Linked DNA regions of Homo sapiens: region 2 is linked to region 1. A link is an interaction called in ENCODE POLR2A ChIA-PET data of the cell type or tissue named here. Cell type or tissue: HepG2. All regions are shown on one strand.

Evidence for each region. Peaks named below come from ENCODE experiments on the same cell type or tissue, not always from the same donor. Only the 100,000 strongest peaks of a DNase experiment are listed, where the experiment ranks them.
Region 2: POLR2A ChIA-PET joins it to region 1 with 5 read pairs; 8 of 35 experiments call an interaction of 5 or more read pairs at or near these places.

Annotation. Positions count from the first base shown.
Region 1 is chr3:172,178,012-172,183,011 of GRCh38, forward strand. The region is part of intron 3 of FNDC3B (fibronectin type III domain containing 3B); the gene reads left to right. It overlaps LOC124906304 (a long non-coding RNA gene), which reads left to right. Exons shown (of 2, transcript XR_007096169.1): 2 at 1-3,006. Among named protein-coding and RNA genes, the nearest start is that of FNDC3B, 140 kb to the left of the region's middle. RefSeq lists enhancers at 1,760-1,919, 1,848-2,142, 4,108-4,402. In HepG2, no CTCF peak of the experiment used is centred here; a DNase peak (open chromatin) is centred at 2,030.
Region 2 is chr3:172,052,842-172,057,841 of GRCh38, forward strand. The region is part of intron 1 of FNDC3B (fibronectin type III domain containing 3B); the gene reads left to right. Among named protein-coding and RNA genes, the nearest start is that of FNDC3B, 16 kb to the left of the region's middle. RefSeq lists an enhancer at 2,567-2,696. In HepG2, no CTCF peak of the experiment used is centred here; no DNase peak of the experiment used is centred here; H3K4me3 peaks cover 577 bases.

The DNA.
Region 1 (5,000 bases):
CTGCAGAGGACGTGATCTCATTTCTTTTTGTGGCTGCATAGTATTCCATGGTGTCTGTGTACCACATTTAGAAAGGAACTTTCTTAGGACCATACAACTGGTTGTGGAAGGAGCAGAAATTGAACACTGGCCTGTCTGGGTCTGAAGCCCAAGCTCTCAGCCTCCATGCACTCTGAATTGCCTAGTGCTGATGGCCACAGTCATCAGGGAATAGAGGTTAAGGGAGGAGAGGCAGGCAGAGGCTAAAGTGTCACTCCAGCTGTGGGCTAAAGGATGCTGACCTGTGGACATTAGCCCAAACCCCAGCAAACCCATTAGGCATGATACACTACTATGTAAATTTAAGGCCTAGGAGACATTTGTAGCAAGCTGGTTGCTGTCACCGAGAGCTCATATATTGACTTTGTCAAGCAAGAGTGAGAAGAGAAGATCACATGTTTTACTTAACATTGCCTGTAAACTTTTCACAAGACTTTTCAAATCAATACTTATGCTTTTTCTTTCCATATTGTAAGACACTCAGACTGGTAAGTGAAGGGACTTTAAAGCTTGGCATTGGTTTAGGGCTGTAGCTATGGGGGTAGCAGGAAAAGATGGGAGGAGGGAAAAGCGAAAGAGCTGGACACATGTGGACACTCAGCCGGGGCATCCCTGGGACCCCACATTCTTGAGATTTTATTATGTCTTGAGACCAAATATATGTGGAGGGAGTGATGGTAAAGGTGATAAAAGTGCAAGTTATAATAGAATTTCATAGATAGGGAAAATTGAAAGAAGGATAATATAGTTTATGGGTAAAAAGCCTGTGCCACATTCTGAGAGCTTCAGGGTCTTTTTCTTCCACACTACCCCCTTCAGCGCCTCCACATACCCAGGGGGTAAGCTCTAGTATTTTTGATTTTCATATTTCTGCCTTGTGATTAAATATGAATACCATATTGACTAGAAAATTGGTTTGTCTTTAAATTATGGTTTTGAAAAGGTTTACTCTCTTTTGCTATTCCATAGAGGTTAGTAGGCCATAGGGCCCCTTTATCTTATTTATTTATTTATTTGTTCATTTATTTAGGGACAGAGTCTTGCTTTATTGCCCAGGCTGGAGTGCGGTGGTGCAATCTTAGCCCACTGCAAAGTCCGCCTCCCAGGTTCAAGCGATTCTCCTGCCTCAGCCTCCCGAATAGCTGGGATTACAGGCACGCGCCACCATGCCTGGCTAATGTTTGTATTTTTAGTAGAGACGGGTTTTCACCATGTTGGCCAGGCTGGTCTCGAACTCCTGACCTCAGGTGATCTGCCCGCCTTGGCCTCCCAAAGTGCTGAGATTACAGGTTTGAGCTGCCGTGCCTGGCCGGGCCTGTTTATAACTATTATGCTCAAGGTAAATGTAGAATGTAGAAATTAAGGTGAATAAAACATTCATATTAAAAGCAAAACATTAATTTTGTATGTTCAGGATATATGGTATGAGCTGGGACACCTGGGCTTTGAGCCACAACTTCACTGTCTACAACACACACAAACTTCCTCCCTCCCCCACTGTATCCCCTCCCCCACCACCTCCGACCTCCACCCCAACTGTAAAAGTTGAAGCTGAGCATGGTGGCTCCCGGCTGTAATTCCAATACTTCGATAAGTTAAGGTGGGAGGACCACTTGAGCCCAGGAGTTTGATGTTAGCCTGGGCAACATGGCAAGACTCCGTCTCTACAAAAAATACAAAAAGTTAGCTGGGCATGGTGGCGACTGCCTGTAGACTGAGCTACTTGGGATGCTGAGGTAGGAGGATCATTTGAGCCCAGATGACATCACTGCACTCCAGCCCAGGCAACAGAGTGAGGCCCTGTCTCCAAAAAAAAAAAAAAAAAAAAAAAAAAAGAGTGTAAACAGGTAATTTTACTGGGCCTTAGTTTCGTTTCTTCATCTCTCTGATGAGGGGTGTGGCTGAATGACCTCTTTGGGGTTTTTACATTTCACAGTTGTCAATCATAATTTTCTGTGACCCTGACCAAGCCTCACTCTGACCTAATGACTCATACAAACATTTCTCTTCTTCTCTTCATGTTTGCGTATTTTGATTGCACATGTACCTTGGACTTAGTGGGGTCACTGGCAAAGCAAGTGTATTTTCTGAAATACACCAGAGAAGTGGGTGTGCACAGTGTTTTCCCTTGGGTCGAGCCATGCTTCTGCTGTCCTTCCAGCTGGAATCTGTCAGATGTGGACTGTGGATCTCCTGAGTGCTTAGTAAAAATGCAGAATCCTGGGCCCCTTGCAGACCTGTTGAGGGGGAGTCTCTGGAAGTAAGGCTCTGGGCTCTGCATTTTAATAAGCCCCTAAGTGATCCCCAGGCTCACTACTGTTTGAGAACATGAATGATTCTCCTCTAAGTATGCACTGTGGTCTTTAGATAGAACCCATGGTTCCCTCAAGGCAGGGGTCATGCTGTGTGTGTGTTTATAAATGAAACTTCTCAGGATAAATTGTGATCATCTAGTTTATTCACTCATGAAACAAATACTTGCATCCTTCTTTTATACAAAGTCCTGTGTTAGTTGTGGGAATGGAGAGAAGAGAATGTATCTAAGGAGGCAGAGCAGACAGATTTTGGCAACTGATTAGATATGAGGGATGTGGGAGAGGTCAAAGTTAGCTAGCGGGTTTGATCCGGAGTGTGGAACTCTAGTTGTGCCAGTACAGAAATGGGCAGACAGTCATTGGAACAGTTTTGAGAAGAAAGATGCCCATATAGGAAAGAGCCCATAGAATGGTTATAAAATATGCCTGGATTTGTGGAACCAGTTCTAAAGCTGGCATTACTTTCAGATTCTTAGTATCTTAGAGGTGGGTGTGATCTTGTAGATCCTGTTTCAGTCTCCTCAGAAGCGGGAAAAATTGGTATCATTTGGAGGCTATTGTTTAGGTTGGGGCAAAAAAATATAATGGGGGGAGACATTATATATAAAGGTGATATTTACTTCTTAGACTTGAGAGAAGCTGGCTTTCTTAATAATCTCTAACTGATTTTGAACCTCTATTAGAATAAGCCCTGGAAATAATATTGGAAATGATATAGGCATTCTAAGTAGATATATTCTAAGATGACAGCCTGGTGTGGTGGCTCATGCCTGTAATCCCTGTACTTTGGGAGGCCGAGGCAGGTGGATGGATCTCTTGAGCCCAGCAGTTCGAGACCAGCCTGGATACCACGATGAAACCCTGTCTCTACCAAAAATACAAAAATTGGCTGGGTGTGGTGGCGTGTGGTCCCAGCTACTCAGGAGGCTGAGGTGGGAGGATCACTGGAACCTGGGAAGTCAAGGGTGCAGTGAGCTATGATTACACCACTGTACTCCAGAGCTGGGTGCCAGAGTGAGACTCTGTCTCCAAAAAAAAAAAAAAAAAAACAAAAAAAAACACCTTTAGAATTTACTGTCTTGTGGTCAAGTAGAATGTTGGCCCGTCTTCTTCAAAGACAGCCTTTCTCTCCTGATTTCCCTTAAACTAAGGAGGAGGGAAGTAATTAAGATTTTCAGTGGGAAGCCAGGCGTGGTGGCTCATGCCTGTAATCCCGGCACTTTGGGAAGCCTAGGTGGGCATATCACGAGGTCACAAGATTGAGACCTGCCTGACCAACATGGTGAAACCCCATCTCTACTAAAAATACAAAAATTAGCTAGGTGTGGTGGCACACACCTGTAGTGCCAGCTACTTGGGAGGCTGAGGCTGGAGAATTGCTTGAACCCAGGAAGCAGAGGTTGCAGTGAGCCGAGATCACGCCACTGCACTCCAGCCTGGTGACAGAGCAAGACTCCATCTCAAAAAAAAAAAAAAAAAAAAAAAAGATTTTCAGTGGGAGCACAGACTGCTGCTCACTCACTGAGTGGATTTCATTATGTAGTCTCAGTGTTTCCCAGACTGCTTGACAAATGAAGGATGTACGTTATTGCTTTTTCCTTACTTTGGCCTGAGAATGATGCAAAGCAGGCCTGTTGCATTACCAAGCATCTTGGGATGCTGCACTGAGTAATAGGCTTTTAGTATGTGTTACCTTGTCAACAGCAGTGACTGCTATGCCCAGGACATCAGCATTGAGTTGTTTTTGCACTTGTGGGGGTGACTTCCTATTGTCCTACCAGAATCAGCAAGGTAAGTTGGGAGAAATCCTTTGTCAGCAGGATGAGAAGCAGCAAGTGAAGGCTGGGCTCAGTGGAGGAGAACAATTCTAGGAGCTGGCGTGGTCACAGGAAGGATAGAGAACACGGAGGTCAGGAGGAAGCATGAGTCAGGCTGGTGGCTGTCCGGGGTCTTCTCACATTAGCAGCTGGAGAGCCAGGGCTGAAGGTTGAGTCGTAAGTGGCCAGCCTTGTGAATGTGGTATGCTAGACACCAACAGAACTTCCTGGAGCTGGGAGTTTCCTGGGGTCTTCCTGATGTGTAAGAACTGATGATCAGGACCTTACAGGTTATGTGTCTATTTTGGTTGTCCGCTCTGACAGGGCAGTGGTGTTGTGGTAGATACACTTTTGCTGGAGGCATTTGCTAGGTGAGTGGGCAAGATGTGATTTGTATTGGGTGTAATACTCAATCCAGCAGTGCTTCTCTGCTGCAGTCAAGTCCAGACTGCAAGAACCTGTTAAACGCAGGGAATTCCAACATAGAATCTTAAGAAGTTTCTCTACTTTGAATGTATCCTCCATGTTTTTCGTGTCGACAGAAGTAAAAGTGCAGTGATACATGAGTAAATTTTCAGCTCTCTTATCATAGGATTTGTTTAATTTGGTACCAGGATGTAATGAACTTGAGGTGTGTGAATGAGAAATGGAGATGAAGTGTTTTATTAGTTTAGAAAAGGGAGTAAAAGGAACTCTGAGTGTAGGCACGAAGCTTTCAGCTCTGAAACTTCACCTTTTTGCCACACTAGCAGCAGAGAAATTACGGAAAGCTGATTGTGTTGTCTATTTGGCAAGTCAAAGCAAGATACAGCAAGCTAAAAGATGAGTC
Region 2 (5,000 bases), 130 kb before region 1:
AGATTAAAGGACTCCAGTTAGGAGATAGGGCAAAATTGAAGGTTTTAATCATCATATTCCTTGGAGTAAAATGATAGCCAGCTATTGGCAGTTTTATTTAGAAATGAGGACACTTTTGTGCACTGTACTTCCAAACCCTCTGACCACAAGGCAGATGTAAAATACAGTAATAGTGGCCAACAATTTTCCAGCACTCACTACTTGCCAGGCATTTTCATGTAAATATGTATTCCATCCATATGTATATTCTGTGTGTGTCTGTGTGTATACATCCATTTATCTATATACAAACACACTTTCCTTAAAAAGTAATTCTGGAAGATATTCTGTTTTTCTGTAGGTGTTTCTAGTGTCCACCGCAGAAGCTGGTACATATTGAGTGCCCCCATAAGTGTTTATTGAGTGAATCAAAGATGAGAAGGCATACTCAAAAACATTAAAAAACTTTCCTAAGTCACTTAGAGTGATTTTAAAACTTTTTTTTAACTGTATCACACTGCTTCTCGATAGTTCAAGTTAATTATCTTATTTGTATCTCTAGACTTGGTACAGTGTCTGTGTTCCCAGGTGGCTGAATACTAAGGCTAAATATTAGCTGAATGCCTTCCATGTGCTCAACCTGTCTATTGTCTAGAAAACTAAAATCTAGGCTGGGCACAGTGGCTCACGCCTGTAATCCCAGCACTTTGGGAGGCCAAGGCAGGCAGATCACCTGAGGTCAGGAGTTTGAGACACACCTGACCAACATGGTGAAACCCCATCTCTACTAAAAATACAAAAATTAGCCAGGCGTGGTGGCGGGCACCTGTAATCCCAGCTACTCAGGAGGCTGAGGCAGGAGAATCATTTGAACCTGGGAGGCGGAGGTTGTAGTGAGCCGAGACTGCGCCATTGCCCTGCACTCCAGCCTAGGTGACAGGGCGAAACTCCGTCTCAAAAAAAAAAAAAAAAAAAATCTTCTTTTGAAACAATATTCTGGACATTTTCCAAGAGGGAGATTTTCCTAGATTGTTCTCTGTAGTAGCAACTTAAGCTTAGAATGAAAGAAACCAGAGGATAAAAGTGTACTTCATAGAAAGTAATGTATAAGAAGCACAATGGAGTGAATGGGAAAAATTTGAGACAGTTGGTTAAGAAATGGTAGTGAAGCTTTACCTTATTCGGACACTTTAAACACTCTATGAAAGGGAGTCCTTTTACTCACTGGTAAAACAGTTCTGTTCATCCGCAGTGCCTTTCATTTCAGTTAATAAGAGTAAGATGCTGTACCTATAATTTGCACCTGGAAAAGCAAATCCTCCTATTCCTAATACTAACTGTTTTTCTCCTTTTAAGGTTAATACTTTTAGGTGGTGTAGGTTGTACCCAAGGCAGCCACAGGGATGGGATGAGCAAAGGACTAGAGGGTGTCTATCTCTGAGAACTCAGAAAGCAGCTCCTGCAGTTAATTAAAGGTGACCTCAGGATTCAGAGGAACCTTGTGCTTTCCCAGACGGCCCAGGCTAAACCTGGGTAGCTGGCAACCCTAAATGCGTCCTTTGTTAGAAATCATGTAGGGCTCGACTCCATCTTTAGAAAGTGAGTTCACTGAAGGTGAGTTAAGGACAAGGCTCTGAAGAGCGGCCTGACTTGCTTTCTTTCCTTGTGTTTGTGGAGGGGTGTAGACAAAGACACTAAGTGAAGATGCAGCCCCCAAGGCTGTATTGCCTAAAAACCGTTTCTGGCTTCTTCACAGGAATATTCCTCGTGGTCTAGAAGGAGCTATGTGCTTCTCTGGAGATTGTTTCCACAGAATGGTGAGGACTGTTAGAACCACCTTCTCCTTTCTCTCCTGTCTCAGGAGGGAGGCTGTAAGTGCTAAAAATGCCCCTGAACAGGGGGGTAGGGGGTGCAGCACCTCCAGAGAAGTGGTACTTAATGCTGGCTGCCCACCTGACCCCTCTCTCTATAGTTGGAGGCTGGGGAAGCCTTTGCCTCCTTCCAGCTTTCAGGACTTGCTGTGGTAGGTCCTCATGATGCAGATTACCATAGCACTCAACTACTTCTTAAGAGTACATAGTTTCTTAAATATCAATATTATACCTCAAGAGGTAAAGAGAACAGTTTTAAGCATCTATCAAAGGAGGAATAGATTGTAATTTTAGGATCTGAGTGTTTTATTTCCTTATATTTCTTTAAAATTGCTTGGACTCTCTTCTCTCTAACCTCACACTTTCACCACCATCACCAAAATTTGCTTTGTATTTATACTCATTTTTAAATAAATTACTATAAAGTCAGTAATTTGGAGTCTCTTCGGAAGTTCATCTTTAAAAAATCCTCCTTCTTTTAAAGTGAAGTGGGAGGAGAAGAAATGGATAACAATTTTTAAGGTTTATATTTTATTTCCGGCTTTGTTTAGCAATACATATCTTAATGTACTATACAATTTCTTCACTAATGAAAAAACATAATTATTTCCAGTTTTATTTGATTTTGGACCTATTTTCTTGCTATGTGATTATTGTCCTGTATCTTTAATTACATCTTATTGACACCCGTGGCAATCTCAATAATTAGAAAACATAGCTTTTTAGCTTTTACCATTTGCTTATTATATTCAATTTAAACAGGGAAACAGTGTCACTTCCTGTTTATGTTTCACTTTGCAGTTCTCTTAAATTAGTTCAGTGTTCTCAGGAGTTCATTCAAACCTATGAGGGCATACTAGTTGACAAAAAAGAGAACAGAGGATTCAAATAAATGTCTCTAATAGATTATTTTAGCTTCATTTAGTGTGATTTTGGGTCTGAAGTGTTTGCCATTAACGTTCTAGTTGCATGTTTGTCTTCCTTGCTTTCGTGAGGAGCAGGGGCAGTGGGAGTGAGTAGGGGAGAACAGGCGATGGCTAGGGAAGGATGTAGCACTGATGAAGGTGAGTGAGTTTGTTCCTAGTATGTTTCTTTCTTTTTTTTTTTTAGACGGAGTCTTGTTCTGTCGCCCAGGCTGGAGTGCAGTGGTGCGATCTCGGCTCACTGCAAGCTCTGCCTCCAGGGTTCACTCCATTCTCCTGCCTCAGCCTCCTGAGTAGCTGGGACTATAGGCGCCCGCCACCACGCCCGGCTAATTTTTTGTATTTTTTAGTAGAGACGGGGTTTCACCATGTTAGCCAGGATGGTCTCAGTCTCCTGACCTCGTGATCCGCCCGCCTCGGCCTCCCAAAGTGCTGGGATTACAGGCGTGAGCCACTGCGCCCGGCCTGTTCCTAGTATGTTTCATGTGGGATGGCAGGTTTTCCAAATCCTAGTTTCCACTGAGTCATCGGTGAGTCCAATAGAGGGAGGATTCTAGCCTGATGTCAGACGTCCTGCTTGGCAGACTAATGAAGGACTTTTTTTTTTTAAAAAATGTATTTTTAACACAGATTGGTGTATTTGTATATCTTCAGTAAGTTTCAGTTTTAGCCAAGAAATAATCTTTCATAACATTTTTCATGAGAAAGCATAGAATGATTTTCTAGAAAGTTTAATGGCAAGTTGTGTTAGATGAAAAGGAAACATTTTTAAGGACACTATGCTTCTTGGGTATTCTTGAGCCCTTGTCTATAGATAATAGCCGGTTACAATGTACAGTTTTCATATTTGGAGGGGACATGGGAAACTACTCACTTAACTTGGAGTTAATATTTTGGTGCTCTGGAAACATCTGAGTTTGGAACTGTGCTGTGCACATCTCTAACTGGTTTAATTGCCCAGTCTCTCAGTGTCTTAGCACTCTCAGTGTTTTATGCTCAATCTCTGTGTCTTGTTATGACTATTTGGCTCAACGTAGTGTTTTGAACTAGTGATTAGGAAGTGGTAGCTGCTGCTGTTTTATTATTTTATTGCTTTACTCTGTGACTACAGACAGATTTAATTGTTGGATGTATTTCTTAATGGGATAATTATTTAAAAACATTCCCAGTTACTTTAAAAGCGTATGTGAATATTAGCCATCAGTTTTGTCTTGACCTTGCCTTTGGCTCCTTGAGTGTCTCTGTTCATGTGACAGCTTTCCAGCTCATCCTTAATGTCATACTCGAGCTGTTTATCTTAGTGAGGTAGTGTGGGCCTAAAATGAAATAATATATATCAAAAGCACCTGTGGGGGAAAGCACATCTGAATGCCAAGCAGTACTTAGTTACTGCAAGTGCTACTTCTACCAATATTTTTCTTCCTTTCTGCCCCTTTAAAGAGAGGTTGTCCCTTTTTAATAGATATATGACAGCTCTGCTTCCTTTCTTAAGTCTAAGATCAAAGAAATGTTGTAATAAAGGGGAGTCACTCCCTCCCATTCCTTCTCTCTTTTTGTGGATGTTGTTCTGTTTTTTAAGAGCGATCAGGTCTTGACATTAGTGGATGCAGCTGTTGGGCTCCCAAGCTCTGCCTTTCATCTCTGGGTCACCACTGCAGACAGCATCCTTCATCTCTGTCATGGTGTAAAGACACCACTGTGGGGGAACAGTGCGTTGCAGGTTAAGTACATGAAGTATTTCTAGAGATCCTAGCCACCTTTGCCGTTCATTGTTGTTTGGATGCACTTTTCTTTGAAATGACATGGAATGTTTGGCAGAGATGTCAATCAATAGAAGAGTTTCTCTGCTTTAGAGGTACCTAAACCTCACCAACTTCTTGTAAATTGGAAGACTAGCTCCAAAAAAGTAAAAGGGGTTGGGGGGAAGAACAAAACTTTTACTGGCAGGTTTTTTTCTAGACATAAACACAGTTGAATGGAAAGGATAATAGGGATCGAAGCCTGTCTTGCTCTATGAGAGTGAATGAGCTAGTGTTAGACTTTAATGCTGGAGAAAAATAACATCTACCTTTTTTTTTTTTTTTTTAAATGAGGCAGTCAGTGCAGTCTAACTGATGAAAATTAAAGGTCAGTTTCTTCAGTGCCCCACCTCAGTGCATGCCTTGGGCCATGTTAATAATGACAATCCCATTATTTCCTTGCAGTAGGCAGGAAATGCTGTCTACAC